Regions from separate parts of the Homo sapiens genome. Here region 2 is linked to region 1. A link is an interaction called in ENCODE POLR2A ChIA-PET data of the cell type or tissue named here. Cell type or tissue: Caco-2. All regions are shown on one strand. Links, peaks and the distances in the headings refer to the core of each region. The heading gives the core; the rest is flanking DNA.

Region 1 (7,708 bases), core at 1,661-5,660:
AAATATTATATGTCAATTCACTTATTTAATTATCACATACAATACTTTCCATTTTCTGTAGTGTGGCAAAAACCAGAAAAAAATGACTACATTTCATAAGAAGGATAAAGATAGAAATTCACTGTTGACTGGGAACCTAGTCTAGGGAGGCACAGATTGGATTCTCATGGTCCATTCTTTGCTTCTTACACAACCAGCGGGAGGTTGGCTGGTGGGAACACTGAACACATCCTTGTAGGGGATATCAACTCTATGAAATAGGTACTATTATTACAATCCTGTTTTGCATAAGAGAAAAATGGAAGCACAGAGAGGTGAGTAATGTACTTAAGGGCATCTAAGGTGACCACTTTTACAAGTGGACTACTTGGGAAGCCAGCCAGGCACTCTTGCTTCGAAGCCTGCCCTCTTCAGTAGAAGGCATTTTCATGTTCAAAGACAAGCACTGGGCCTATTTTATTTCTGCTTCTACTTTGAACCTCAAGCAAAGTGCTTTCAACATTGGAAAAATCAATAATATGTGTCAAATGCCTCATTTTCAAAAGATAAGGTACGCAAATCATTTCCATATATGGGAATTTGGTGGGTGATCAAGGCAACATTCTCCAATTAATGGGAAGAAGATGGATTATTTGATTCATGTTTTCTGGGACAAATGGCTGGCCACTTATATAGAGAGGAAATACAGATGAATCTTTTCTGATCTTTGGGTCCCCATGGACTTCTAAGCATAATAACAAAGCCAAAAATAATATAAAAAAATTAAAATTCTGTATGGCAAAACCTACCATGAGTAATGTTAATAGACTGACTCACTAGTGGAAAGATTAGCAACAGCTTTGATTTTTATGTATAAGATTTCCTTTTCCTAATATACTCAGAGCACTTACAAACCAATAAGGAAAAAAAAATGACCAAAGGGCAGAGGATATAATCAAGTAGTTTTACAAAACAAGAGCCAAAATCGCCAACATTTTGGCTATAAATGTGCAATATTTAAAAGCACATTCTGGCTATAAATATGCAATATTTAAAAGCACATTTAGGCCGGGCGTAGTGGCTTATGCCTTTAATTCCACAATTTGGAGGCCGAAGCGGGTGGACTACCTGAGGTCAGGAGTTCAAGACCAGCTTGATCAACATGGGTGTTGATCAACCCCGTCTCTACTAAAAATACAAAAATTATCCAGGTGTGGTGATGTGCACCTGCAATCCCAGCTACTTGGGAGGCAGAGGCAGGAGAATCACTTGAACCCGGAGGCGGAGGTTGCAATGAGCCAAGATTCCAGTCTGAGCGACAGAGTGAGACTCCATCTCAAAAAAGGCACATTTAACGAATGGAAAATATAAAAATAAGCTGTCATTTTAAATATATTATTGATTATCAAAGGGTAGAAAACCAGGTGCTCATGACGTAAACCTAAGTGGGTACAATCTTTCCAGAGACTAGTTTGTCAATTTCCTCCCTATCCTGAGACTTTTCTATCTAATAGATCACTGATTTCTGATTTCTGTTCAGTGTCTAGCCCATTCTGGCTAAATGAAACAAGGGGGATTGGCAGGGAGCTTATGGGAAACGTTGTCCTTATGATAAAAAGAGATGCATAGGAGGAAATACCCCTTTTCTTCCCATGGGCATTGTCACGTGGTACCTGGAACTATGACACCACTTAGTGACCATGAAGCCCAAGCCAATACGTTGAAGATACCATATGAGCCACAGGAGAAAAGACTTTATGTTTGGTGACATTACTGAGTTGCTGACTTAGGACTACAATGCCCCAACTTCCAAAATCTTGTTATGTGACAGTCAATTCCTTACTTACAAAATTTCTTTAATTGGATCTCTTGTTCCTTGCAGCTAAAGGAATTCTGACAAAATAAATCAAAACTCAAAATGTGCATACCCTTGGAACACAAAATGTAATTTCTAGAGCTCTGACTCAAGGAAATATTCAGACAAGTAAACAGAGGTATATATAACATGCTATTTATAGTACTGAAAAACTACAAAGCCATGTAAATGCCCTTCAAAAAGAAGTTGGTTAAATACGTGGTTAAGTATTTCACTGTTACAGAGCCAATAAGATGTGATATGGATTAATATTTACAGACAGAAATGTTTATTTGAGGTCTATCGTTTAGGGGGAAAAAGAAGATTACAAAAGGGCACATACAGGTAGGATTACATTTATGTAAAATTTTGTGTATCTGATTACAGAGCTGCACGGAAGGCTATTCTCCAAGTTGGGAGTGGGGTGGGATTGATCAGCCATGGACGTGTAGAAAGGAAACTCCCAGAGATAAACATAGTCAGGGGCTTTGTGGCCAATGCTGAAGGGAAAGAAAGTCTTAGCCATTGAACTTCAAGCATGTTTATACTAATGGTGAAACCGACTCTAAGAAAGCAATACAAATAAGGCGTTGTAACCAACGAGCTTCAAGTATTTCTGGTCTCATTGGCAAGACCATCTCTTGTGAGACAGTGCATCCCTCTAAGTAGGTGTCATTTGTTTTCATTTGGATGCCTTCAGCTGCAAGTTACAGAATTCCCGACTTTCAACTGTGAGGGAATTATCTCACATAACTGAAGTCCTGAGTCAGAGTGGACTTCAGGTGTGATTGATTCAAGTGCCACTGATTCATCAAAGACCCAGTCCTGGCCAGGCACAGTGGCTCACGTGTGTAATTCCAGCACTTTGGGAGGTTGCAGTGAGATCATGCCATTGCACTCCAGTGAAAGGGGAAGATACATGGATGGTGGGTGGGCAACCTACAGTGTCCATTAATCCACACCAGTTGTCATTTTATTCCTCCGGCTCTCATGTTTTAAATCCTAGTGGTTTTGCCTATAGAGACAAAATGTGCTGATCCTATCGACGTTGAATGTTTCCTGTTTCATTGACAGTGCTTCTCATGATAACTCCAATTACACAACTTAGCTATGACTTACGAAACACTTAATATGGGCCAGACATGATATTAAGAGCTTTACACTTAAGAAGCAGAGAACGTATTTTGCAGACATGACTATTTCTATTGCAAGGAATAAATCTGCTTTTTTTTTTCTTTTTAAGATTAACAGTATGTTGGTGCCCAGCTCAGACTCCCAGAAGTTATGTTTAGTGCGTGTTCGGTTCCAGCTTGAATGACTCCCAGATGTTGATGAGAGTCAGTCTCCGACTCTTCAAAAGAGGCAAGATTCAGATTCTTCCTCTAGCTTCAGCCCTGATTTGGCTCATCGAAATGAGCCAGACATTTGCTGTGCCATTTACATTTATTATGTTATTGTTCTCTTGGCAACACTAAGATGAATTTTATTATCTCTGAATATTTTATAGAAAATTGAGGTTCAGAGAGTTCAAGGAACATAGCCCAAATTAAAGAGCTGGAAAGTGTGATAAAAACCTGAGTTCTTACATTATTTTACCTTTTCTCATTAAAAAAAAAAAGTCATATACTTGAATTGTACAACTTTAGACATACTCTTTGTAATTCTGTTGAAACCCACTAGGGTTCAACTGGATGTCGGGCACACAGTTATCTCTTAATAACTATCTGGCTATTATCCAATCAAGGAAGGATAGACAGGGGATCACCGTTTTAAACCACACAATCTTGTACGTGGATTTAGCTAACTCCCATCTGGTATGCATTCTAAACTCCTTAGGATTTCTATCTGCCTCAGTAAGAAAGATACCACAGTCAAAACATGCGAATTAACTCTACTTGTTATATATGTGTCACTAAAAAACCGCCCCAGGAGTTTTCAGCTCACTAAAAATTAAGAATCTGAAAATAGAAATTTTACAGCTTCCCTGAGACTTCTGAGCCCTACTGAACGGTTCAAAAGCTTAAGAGCAGCATTATGTCAACCAGGGATTTGAAAAATCAAGTCATGTTCTTCCCGCTCCTTAAGTCAATACCAAGGGTAAAGATTTTGCAATCAGAAGCTCACTAGCAATTTTGCTGGGAAGTGCTCACCAATGGAATTCCACTTAATTCCTCCCCAGCTGGGTGGGAGCTACAGCCCAACAGTGGCCAAGTGTGTTGCCCTTGCAAAATGTGACTCAGAAGCATTCAAAGAGCTGAGATACTGAGGTCCTGAAAATAGGCTATTTTTATATTGATGTTTTCCGTAACTACAGCCTTGCTGAAAGAATGCATGTGTTCCCAGTTGCACTTTTCCTTCTGTAGTGCTTTTAAATTACATGTCGTTAAGGCCACTTCCAGTAGTCTCAGAAATATTTCTCCTTGTAAAACAGTGCCCTGTGAAAACTACCATCAAATTCTTCCACTCCACATTGCCGTGGCCACCTGAGGGGAAGGCTTTGGGAAAGAATAAATGCTTATTCTTGGGAAATTCTGATTCCTTCTGCGTGAACTTTTCCAGGCTCTATGCTGATTCTCATTACTCTGGTCCTCCTGGTGAACTTCAGCAGTGTATTCTGCTTATTTTTTTATTTATTTATTTTGAGGCAGAGTCTTGCTCCATCGTCTAGGCTGGAGTACAGTGGCGCGATCTCGGCTCACTGCAACCTCTGCCTCCTGGGTTCAGGTGATTCTCCTGCCTCAGCCTCCTGAGTACCTGGGACTACAGGTGCTCACCATCACACTCAGCTATTGTTTGTATTTTTAGTAGAGACAGGGTTTGACTGTGTTGGCCAGGATGGTCTTGAACTCTTGATCTCAGGTGATCCACCTGCTTTGACCTCCCAAAGTGCTGGGAGTAAAGGTGTGAGCCACCGCGCCCAGCCCTCTCTGCTTATTTTTAACAGCGAAGCAATGGATCATTCATTGAAATGGCAGCAGAGGCAATATTAGAATGCAAAACTGCAGTGGTAATACTATATTAGAGTGTTGCCACCACACATTTATTGACTACCATACTGTTTTTAAGCATTTCAACGTATACTACTGAATTTGAGTGGTAGGGAGTGCCAAATCCATGTTGTGGGCTCGTGGGGTCCTTCTTCACACCCACTATTGACGACCATTATATCAGCAACAGGAGGAAACAGATAGAGAATAGCCTCGCCTAATTCATTCATTGGGACTTTTTTTTTCCTTCTTTTTTGAGAGATGGAGGATCTCGCTCTGTCACCCAGGCTGGAGTGCAGTAGCACGATCTCAGCTCACTGCAACCTCTGCCTCCTGGGTTGAAGCAATTCTCATGCCTCAGCCTCCCGAGTAGCTGGGACTACAGGCATTCGCCACCATACCTGGATAATTTTTTGTATTTTTAGTAGAGACAGGGTTTCACCATGTTCGCCAGGCTGGTTTCAAACTCCTGAACTCAGGTGATCTGCCTTGGCCTCCCAAAGTGCTGGGCTTGCAGATGTGAGCCACCATACCCGGCCCTAATTCAGTGGAACTTTGTCTTTCCAGTTCTCCTTTGAGGTAGCATCCAGGTGGTGGTCACAGGGCAGCCTCCTCCAATTCCCCACTGAAATATCTAAGACCCAGAAATCACTCACTCAAGCCCTGAAAACTTGAGTAAAATCTCACTCAAGCCCCCAAAACTAAAATATCGAGAAACAGAGTTTAGAGAAATGTCCCCATCAGAAGGGCTGATGTAACCAAAATTAAATAAACCGTGGCCCAATCATGCTTAATTTTATAAAACAAAGAAGCCCCACTCTCATGAAAGAAGACAGGAACACACTTTGTTGCTCCCCTGTGTGTCCCTGGCTGAATGATTCAGGGTCTGAACAAACCAAGAATAAACCAGGAAAGGGGGTCACAGCATTCTTCTCTGCATGTAGCAGGTTGGAGATACCCGGGGTCCTAGCCCCCTGTTATCCTTGCTGACATCATTCTACTGCCATCAGCAAACTACAACTTCCAGAAAACAACGTATGAGGAAGTATGAAGTGGGGGTATGTATTTGTGTGTGTGTGTGTGTGTGTGTGTGTGTGTGTGTCGGTAGGGGGAGTGGGATGAGGATAGAGAATGGTGGTAGCTCAGTGCCTGCAGTATATCCTTTGGACGTGAAATATAATAGCAGCACATAGAAGGGAACAAATATTCAGAAACACTCCATTGATTCAGAGTTGCAGAAAGCTGGGCACCTGAGGAGGAGATCCACCTTAGTATGTAGAGCTGCACCAGGAGTTGGCCAGAAGCTATTTACTGTCACCTGCTGCCAAACCAAAGTCACGTACTTCCTCTGACAACTTCCTCTTGGTGGGGGGTGTGGGGGGTGGTCCCTGTTGTCCACACAGGGAAGGGGTGGGTATGGATCTGTTTCCTCAGTTCAGTGCCATAAGATCAGGAACCTGGCTGATTGTAGCTTAGGTAGGCATTTAATATTTGTTGAAGAAACAAGCAAATGCTTTGAATCTGGATAGAGAGAATGAGTAGGGAAGATAAAGAGTGTGAAGTTGTATGTGTGTGTGTGTATGTGTGCATGCGCTGGAAGTGGGATGAGAACTGTGTAAAGTGTACACAGAAGAACAAGAAAAGGGAACACACAGCATCCAAAGAATTCAGACCTGGAGCCTACGCCTGTGTGCCGCACTCTGAATTCATGGCGAAAAGCCTCCCAAAGGACTAAGAAGGTCAAAGCAGATTGAAAAGAGATGCAGGATCGACAATGGCAATAAAAGTCATGAAGCTTTATGTAGCAAATAACCTAGCATAAAAATCTGCAAAGCAAAACGTATCAAAAAAAAGAAAGAGAAATTGAGGGGAAAATGATCGTTATTGTTATGAGAGACTTAAATGGACTTCTTTCCGTTCCGACTAATGGAATAGACAAAACCCAGTAATAATGTCGAAAAATGTTAACTATCATGAGGTATTATCAGTAGACGCACATTTAACCTTCTATCCTTCAAGAAACAAACTCTTTCATGAGAGCTCATACACAAACTTGCAATGGAATAAGTCAAATAGAAAATATTAATATGTCTCGGCTAGGTGCAGTGGCTCACGCCTGTAATCCCAGCACTTTGGGAGGCCGAGGTGGGTGGATCATGAGGTCAGGAATTCGAGACCAGCCTGGCCAACATGGTGAAACCCCGTCTCTAATAAAAATACAAAAATTAGCTGGGCGTGGTGGCGGGTGCCTGTAATCCAAGCTACTCGGGAGGCTGAGGCAGGAGAATCGCTTGAACCCAGGAGGTAGGGGCTGCAGTGAGCCGAGACCATGCCATTGCACTCCAGCCTGGGCGACAGAGAGAGAGACTCCCTCTCAAAAAAAAATTAGTATGTCTCATTGATATTAATGACAAGTATTTAGACAATAACAACCAGTATAGAGGGGAACAGGAAAGATTTATTATAACAACACTTAAAGGAAAAGAAAGCTAAACATAGAACAATCGGTCAGCTTTATTTATGACAGCAGAACTAGGAAATAGCATCAATATATCAGGTCCCTTGCCCACTGCCTTATTAATAACACTGTCATGAGGCCGGGCGCAGTGGCTCACACTTGTAATCCCAGCACTTTGGGAGGCCGAGGCGGGCGGATCACGAGGTCAGGAGTTCAAGACCAGCCTGGCCAATATGGTGAAACTCCATCTCTACTAAAAATACAAAACTTAGCTGGGCGTGGTGGTGCATGCCCGTAGTCCCAGCTACTCGGGAGGCTGAGGCAGAAGAATTCCTTGAACCTGGGAGGTGGAGGTTGCAGTGAGCAGAGATTGTGCAACTGCACTCCAGCCTGGGTAACAGAGCGAGACTCCGTCTCAAAACAAAAACA
Region 2 (7,708 bases), core at 1,316-5,315, 260 kb before region 1:
CCATACCTGTGGCTATACGGAAGACTTTTGGATCTGCCTTAGAATAGTGACCACCTGAAGAACTTTGGCCTGTTTTTCCTCTTTCTAAGAATCTCCAGTTGGATAAAAAAATTCCATTAACTTTATCTTTTTATTACCTTGCTCTGAATATAGGAAAAGTAAAAAAAAAATAATGAAAGGGTTGGGCGCAGTGGCTCACGCCTGTAATCCCAGCACTTTGGGAGGCGAAGGCGAGCGGATCACTTGAGGTCTGGAGTTTGGTATCAGCCTGGCCAACATGGTGAAACCCTGTCTCTACTAAAAATACAAAAAATTAGCTGGACCTGGTGGCAGGTGCCTATAATCCCAGCTACTCGGGAGGCTGAGGTAGGAGAATCGCTTGAACCCGGGAGATGGAGGTTGCAGTGAGCTGAGATCGCGCCATTGCACTCTAGCCTAGGCGACAGAGACTCTGTCTCAAGAAAAAATAAATAAATAGGACGGGCGTGGTGGCTCACGCCTGTACGCCTGTAATCCCCACACTTTGGGAGGCCAAGGCAGACAGATCACGAGGTCAGGAGATGGAGACCATCCTGGCTAACACGGTGAAACCCTGTCTCTACTAAAAAATACGAAAAATTAGCCGGGCATAGTGGCAGGCGCCTGTAGTCCCAGCTACTCAGGAGGCTGAAGCAGGAGAATGGCATGAACCTGGGAGGTGGAGCTTGCAGTGAGCCGAGATGGCGCCACCGCACTCCAGCCTGGGTGACAGAGCGAGACTCCGTCTCATAAATAAATAAATAAATGGAAGAGAGTATTGTAAGTAAAATAACAGGAGCAACTTCTTCCAGAAAGCTGGGATAAATTCTGTTCTGACTAGAACACAAGATCAGGAAACAGAAGGCCTGGGTGCCAATGTCATCTCTGCCCATGCCTGATAATGCCCCACAGGTTCCATGATATTTCAAACTTCTGTTCCTTAGCTCATGCTGTTCCTTCGTCCCAGTAGGCCTTTCCCTTCCTTCTTCCCCAGTGAGGTCCGGCCCATCCCGCAGGACTCAGCTCTCACGTCTCCGCTCCAGAAAGTCTTCCCACACCACACACCGGGTGGGATGGGGGGGTCCTCCTCCGACCCTTACAGCACCCACCCTAGGGGCTCACCCATTTCTGCACTTCCCAGTCTACAGAACTTGCTCTCTATGCATTCATTTTCCCCAGCTGACTTTTTAAAATTTATTTTTATTTTTTAGATGGAGTCTTGCTCTGTTGCCCAGGCTGGAGTGCAGTGGTGTGATCTAGTCTCATTGCAACCTCCGCCCTCCGGGTTCAAGTAATTCTCCTGCCTCAGCCTCCTGAGTAGCTGGGACTACAGGCGCAGGCCGCCATGCCCAGCTATTTTTTTGTATTTTAGTAGAGACAGGGTTTCACCGTGTTGCCCAGGCTGGTCACAAACTCCTGAACTCAGGCAATCCACCTGCCTCGGCCTCCCAAAGTCCTGGGATGACAGAGGTGAATGACTGTGCCCAGCACCAGTTGACTTTCTATATCTGGAAAATGCCACGAGATCTACCTCATGAGGAGAAAGTGTGCATGTCTGGTCAACTGGAAGGTGTCAGACAAATTATCTTAAGCTGCAACCACTTCCTTCCTGCCTCTGAAAATGCCCCCAACTCTGTGGGTCTTCTCTTGGGGCTCAGCCTCCTGCGAGTACACCATGTGTATGGCATGCGCCTGGCCTTCACTCATGCTGCCTCTCCTCCTTGGAACTGGAGAACTGTCTCTCCATCCCTTTATCTGAATGTTTAGCCATTGTGCAAGGCTGAGTTCAAGTCTTACTTTCAGTGAAGTCTTCCTTGATTGCCTAAGTCTGGGGTTTCTTTCAAACTTCTCCAGGGCTTCTGGTGTGTGTCATCTTCAAGGCATTTGGCATAATCTTGTACAATTAGTTATTTTTAAAAAATATGACCTAGGCTGGGTGAGGTAGCTCACACCTGAAATCCCAGCACTTTGGGAGGCTGAGGCAGGCGGATCACGAGGTCAGGAGTTCGAGACCAGCCTGACCAACATGGTGAAACCCCATCTCTACTAAAAAAAAATACAAAAATTAGCCAGGCGTGGTGGCACATGCCTGTAATCCCAGCTACTCAGGAGGCTGAGGCAGAAGAATTGCTTGAATCCAGGAGGCAGAGGTTGCAGTGAGCTGAGATGGCACTACTGCACTCCAGCCTGGGTGACAGAGCGAGACTCCATCTCAAAAAACAAAACAAACAAACAAAAAACATGACCTATCTCTCAACGATCAGTTTTCAACATTTACAGAAATTATCCCCCAAAACCTAGCACAGTGTATAGCAACTGTTAGGTGCTCAAAAGAAGTATTTGCTCATTGATTTGAATGACTGCCTGCAAGAGCAAGCCATCCAATGACAATGTAGGCTTAAATATTCATCTTTTGTCTTACCATATTTTATGATAAACAGTCTGATGGGAATAACCTTTTCATTATTCTCACAAGACAAGGCTTTCAATCACCCACAGACTGGAATGATACAAAAATACAGTGATTTTTCTCTGGCCACCAGCTCAAAGAATAAGGAGGACCTGAGAGAGAGAGAGAGAATATTCCATTTGTGGAATATTCAAGATTAGTCAATGGTCCAGGCTTGAGATATCCTCATACCACTCCACTGGCATATGAGTGACCACACACACTGCAAGAGATTAGACTTAGGTCCCTGGGGGTCACCATTCACATGTGATGAACTTCAAGGTGGGGACATGTCGCATGAAGGGACACAGACAGATGTCATTTGGATTCCAGTCTGTTGGGTTTACGCACTGCCAATTCTTCTTCATCCACAGAGGACAAACAGACAGATGGATTCCCCCTCTAGAAAACTTTATTCCCCACATTAAACTGTCTAAAAGAATGACTTTTTAAGCCATGAATCTGACTGGCAATTCCTTTGTTCCCGGCCATCTATTGGTTTAACATTTATCAAGCAATTAAATAGACTAGAAAGGAAAGTAAGAAAATGGGCCAGGTACAGTGGCTCATGCCTGTAATCCCAGCACTTTGGGAGGCCATGGCAGGTGGATCACGAGGTCAGGAGATCGAGACCATCCTGGCCAACATGCTGAAACCCCGTCTCTACCAAAAATACAAAAACTAGCCAGGTGTGGTGGCACGTGCCTGTAGTCCCAGCTTCTTGGGAGGCTGAGGCAGGAGAATCGCTTGAACCTGGAAGGCAGAGGTTGCAGTGAGCCGAGATTGCACCGCTGCACTTCAGCCTGACAACAGAGTGGGGCCCTGTCTCACTGACAACAGAGTGGGGCCCTGTCTCAAAAAAAAAATGGTCAGGAAGCAAAGAGAACATGGAAGCTGGAATGACACCTATATGATCCTACATGGAATAGTTGGCCTCTGAGGACAAATGAATTTCCTTCCTCCACTTCCCCTGCTTGAACTCGTCCACTCCAATCCCATGAGGGGATCACGATGCATGGCCTTGCGTAGCTCCAGTGGCTAATGGAGAGGCAGACTTTCCCAAACCTGGAGTCCTCGGATTCTCTGAAGGAAGGAGGTCAGCTGCCTCCACTTTAAAGGCTTGTAGAAGTCTCTCAATGAAGGCTGCTTATAAAGGCAGACTGAAGGGACATGTGACTTATCCAAGACCCTGATGAAAACTGCCCACTATTTGGGCAAAAACTGAAAGATGGATTAAAAAGCAAACTGGAAACCATAATTCTGGGGCCACCACTTTTGGCTGGAGCACTTGTTACAATGTTGTTTTCTGCTCATCTCTAAGTCACACTTCCTGTACTCTACAGGGTCAAGAATTCCACACTGCTAAAGGCTTTTGCTTTCCTATTTAACCTTTTACAGTCCTGACATCAAGTGCCTCCCTCAAACCTTTTATGTTTCTTTTGCATTAGGATGGAATGGGACGAAAAGTCATAAAGAAGCATTTCCTTAATACAGTTTAACTAAGAGATGCCTTATAGCTTGGTTTTCATGATTCTCATTGATTTTTCATTTGAGAATGCACTTCATTGCCTTTGCCAATAATAATGCAAAAAAAAAAAAAAAAAAAGCATCCCAGCAGCCACTCAGAGTATTTTTGTTATTATGTGACTGATAACTATCTTTAAAGCTGAGCAAGATAACGCTCATTTGGTTTATGGTTGCAGTAGGTCAAACTGTCAGGTCAGTAATAAATATGCAATTGCTTCCAGGCAATAGAAATTGGACGCATTCATTTAAGATATTGCTTTTAGCTTCTACATATAAAACAAATAGATTTTTGGTTCAAGTGTTGGCACCTTCAATAGAGATGGCCTCAGGGAGAGCTTTGTTTATAGTTACTGGTGGGTGGAGGTGTGTGATAAGTCTATCTGAATCCGTCACTTTCCAGACCCAGGGGGAGAATGACACTGCACAGCTTCTAGATGTTTTTATTGTAGACAGGCAATTTCATATGGAATGAGTTTCTACAGAAATCCAAAGCAAGAGATGAAGTTCTTATATGTTTATCTATTTAGAGACAGGGTCTCACTCTGTTGCCCAGGCTGGAGTGCAGTGGTGCAATCATAGCTCACTGCAGCCTTGAACTGCTGGGCTCAAGCGATCCTTCTGCCTCAGCCTCTGGAATAGCTGGAACTACTGGCACATACCATTGCACTTGGGTAATTAAAAAAAAAGGTTTTTTTTGTTTTTGTTTTTTTGGTAGAGACAGTGTCTCGCTTTGTTGTCCGGGCTGGTCTCAAACTCCTGGCTTCAAGCAATCCTCCTACTTCAGCCTTCCAAAGTGCTGGGATTACAGGTGTTAGTCACCACACGTGGCCAAGTGTATGAAATGCTTATAGATGTTGCTGGATGGAGGGGAGGAGAGGAGCTCTTCAAATGGAAGAATGTTGATATATTTAGTATCCTTGTCTTATAGTATGTGTGTTCATCAAGGACAGACCAGGCACTTTGGGAGGTCAAGGTGCGCTGATTACCTGAAGCCAGGAGTTCGAGACCAGCCTGGCTAACATGGTGAAACCCCGTCTCTACTAAAAATACAAAAAATTAGCTGGGTGTGGTGGCGGATGCCTGTAATCTCAGCTACTTAGGAGGCTGAGGCATGAGAATCACTTGAACCTGGGAGACAGAGTTTGCAGTGAGCCGAGATGGCACCACTGCACCCCAGCCTGGGTGACACAACAAGATTCCATCTCAAAAAAAAAAAAAAAAGGGACAGACCAGTGATACTGATTTCACTATAAACCTTTAATAATACAGGAAGGTTAAAGTAGGGTATATACTGGGGAAACCAGATTACTAAATCATGGGCTCTCCAGCCCAGGATAAATTGTTGTCTCCACTATGTTTTAGTAAGCCTATTCCAAATTTTCTTTTTAAAAATGTTTTATTTTTTAGAGACAGAGTCTCTTTCTGTTGCCCAGGCTGGAGTGCAATGGTGCAGTCATAGCTCGCTGCAGCCTTGAACCCCTGGGCTCAAGTGATCTTCCCATCTCAGACTCCTGAATAGCTGGGACTACAGGTGCACACCACCACTCCTGGCTAATTAAACAAATTTTTTTTTTTGTAAAGTAGAGGTTTTGCTGTGATGCCCAGGTTGGCCTCAAACTTCTGGCCTCAAGCAATCTTCCCACCTCAGCCTCCCAAAGCACTGGGATGGCAGGCATGAGCTACCATACCCAGCCCCCAATTTTCTTTTCTAGCGCTTCTACACCACGTTTTGTGAATCACTTCCTAATCTACAAACACAAGCTCAACAAGGAGTCAAGGGCCAGTGCTTTCTGGATCTCCAGTGGTTAAGAGCAGATGCTAAATAAATATTTGTTAAGAGAATGAATACAGCAGCTTCACAATATGCCCCACAGATCCATATTCTTGTAGGTTCAGGGACTGCTGTGTAGACACAGCTCCCATCCTAAGCAAACAGTCTCCATATTAAGAATTCACTCCGCTCACCTGTGCCAGGTTCCCAGCTCCCTCCGGTCATTTGCATTGGGAAGGAAAGGAGGGAGAAAGCCGCATCCCTAAGCTTTCCTTGGAGGGCACCGTTCTTTTTGTTTATCTTAGCTGCACACAGAAAGAGCTATGCTCAAGCACTTCTCTGGTCACTAAATATAAGGTACTGTTGTATGTTTGCCGTTGTTTCCGACAACACAGCATGGGTCGTCTGAGAGGTGGTAATGAACACCGAATGCCGCGTTCCCAGAAGCAGTTATTACAAGCCAGGCACGGAGGCTGCAGCCACTGACTTTCTCCTCTCTCACTGTCCAGCAGATAATACGTGGAAATCCCAAACCTATTTCCAAATAAATTGCTTTCCCAGAGCTGTGTCTTGTGGTTGTTTCTTCTGCCACTGGAAAATTGCTTTTCTATTTTGTTTATTTTTAAATTGTAGATAAGCTTGTGGCCAGGAATGCTGAATGACTGAACCCTTTTCAGAGGCCCCAGCTGATGCCAGTCACAGTTGAAACAAACGCGAGGACCTGAGGACAGCACAGACCCAAGCTCGCTCCCGTGCACCAGCCTTCCTGGCAGTGGTTCTAAAGATGCATCTTCAATGAGTCAGGACTTTTTCTTTCTTTCTTTCTTTCTTTATTTCTTTTTTTTGTTGAGACGGAGTCTCGCTCTGTCGCCAGGCTGGAGTTCAGTGGCATGATCTTGGCTCACTGCAATCTCCCGCCTCCCGGGTTCAAGCAATTCTCCTGCCTCAGCCTCCCAACTAGTTGGGATTACAGGTGGCTGCCACCACACCCAGCTAATTCTTTTTTTTTTTTTTTTTGTATTTTTAGTAGAGATGGGGTTTCACCATGTTGGCCAGGATGGTCTTGATCTCTTGACCTTGTGATCTGCCTACCTCGGCCTCCCAAAGTGTTAGGATTACAGGTGTGAACCACCGTGCTCAGCCAGGCCATTTTAACCTTAATAGTTTGGGTAAATCAGACTCCCCAGACAGCACCAATCAGGCAATTCAATTAATTAGGATACAGTCTGCTGAAAGAAAAGATCCTTAATTGTTTACTGTCTAGGTTCTTAAACTAACATCCTGGCCGCAGGGTGTCTGTGAGTGTTGTAAAATGTAAGCAAAAATTTATTTTGTATGTAAACTTTTATGAAGGAAAGGGAATATAACTTCAAATCTCAAAGGCGGTGTGATGAAATCAGAGGTTAAAAGCTACTCGTTTTCTTTTCTTTCTTTTTTTTTTCTTTAAGAGATGGGGTCTTGCTCTGTTGCCCAGGCAGGAGAGCAGTGGCGCAATCATAGCTTGCTGCAGCCTTCAATACTTGGGCTCAAGCAAGTCTCCCGCCTCAGCCTCCCAACGTGTTGGGATTACAGGTGTGAGTCTCAAGCCCAGCCCATATTATTAATTGGTATGTGAAAATAAATTCTAACTATACTTGTCTTTTAAATTTGGAGTAATGGCTAACCAAGTTTCTTTTCTTTCTTCCTCATATTTCTAAACACTTTTAAAAGGCTTTTTTTTTCTTAAAAAAAAACCCCCAAAAAATCAATCACAAAAGATACTTATTTACAGCATTTAACAAGCAATTCTTAAAATTTATGACAGGAGATTCAAATTAAAATTTAAATAGATTATGACAATCATTAATTCAACTTGGGTGTGTTTGACTGTTTCTGCTGAATAGCTTAAAAGTTGGTTAGTTATAGGCTATAGCTTCTGATAACGGGATCTTCCATTCCCACCC

What was found. Peaks named below come from ENCODE experiments on the same cell type or tissue, not always from the same donor. Only the 100,000 strongest peaks of a DNase experiment are listed, where the experiment ranks them.
Region 2: POLR2A ChIA-PET joins it to region 1 with 6 read pairs; 2 of 35 experiments call an interaction of 5 or more read pairs at or near these places.

Annotation. Positions count from the first base shown.
Region 1 is chr10:14,060,121-14,067,828 of GRCh38, forward strand. All of the region lies in intron 2 of FRMD4A (FERM domain containing 4A), which reads right to left. Among named protein-coding and RNA genes, the nearest start is that of FRMD4A-AS3, 10 kb to the right of the region's middle. In Caco-2, for the core only: no CTCF peak of the experiment used is centred there; a DNase peak (open chromatin) is centred at 4,005.
Region 2 is chr10:13,797,950-13,805,657 of GRCh38, forward strand. The region is part of intron 4 of FRMD4A (FERM domain containing 4A); the gene reads right to left. Among named protein-coding and RNA genes, the nearest start is that of FRMD4A-AS2, 190 kb to the right of the region's middle. In Caco-2, for the core only: no CTCF peak of the experiment used is centred there; no DNase peak of the experiment used is centred there.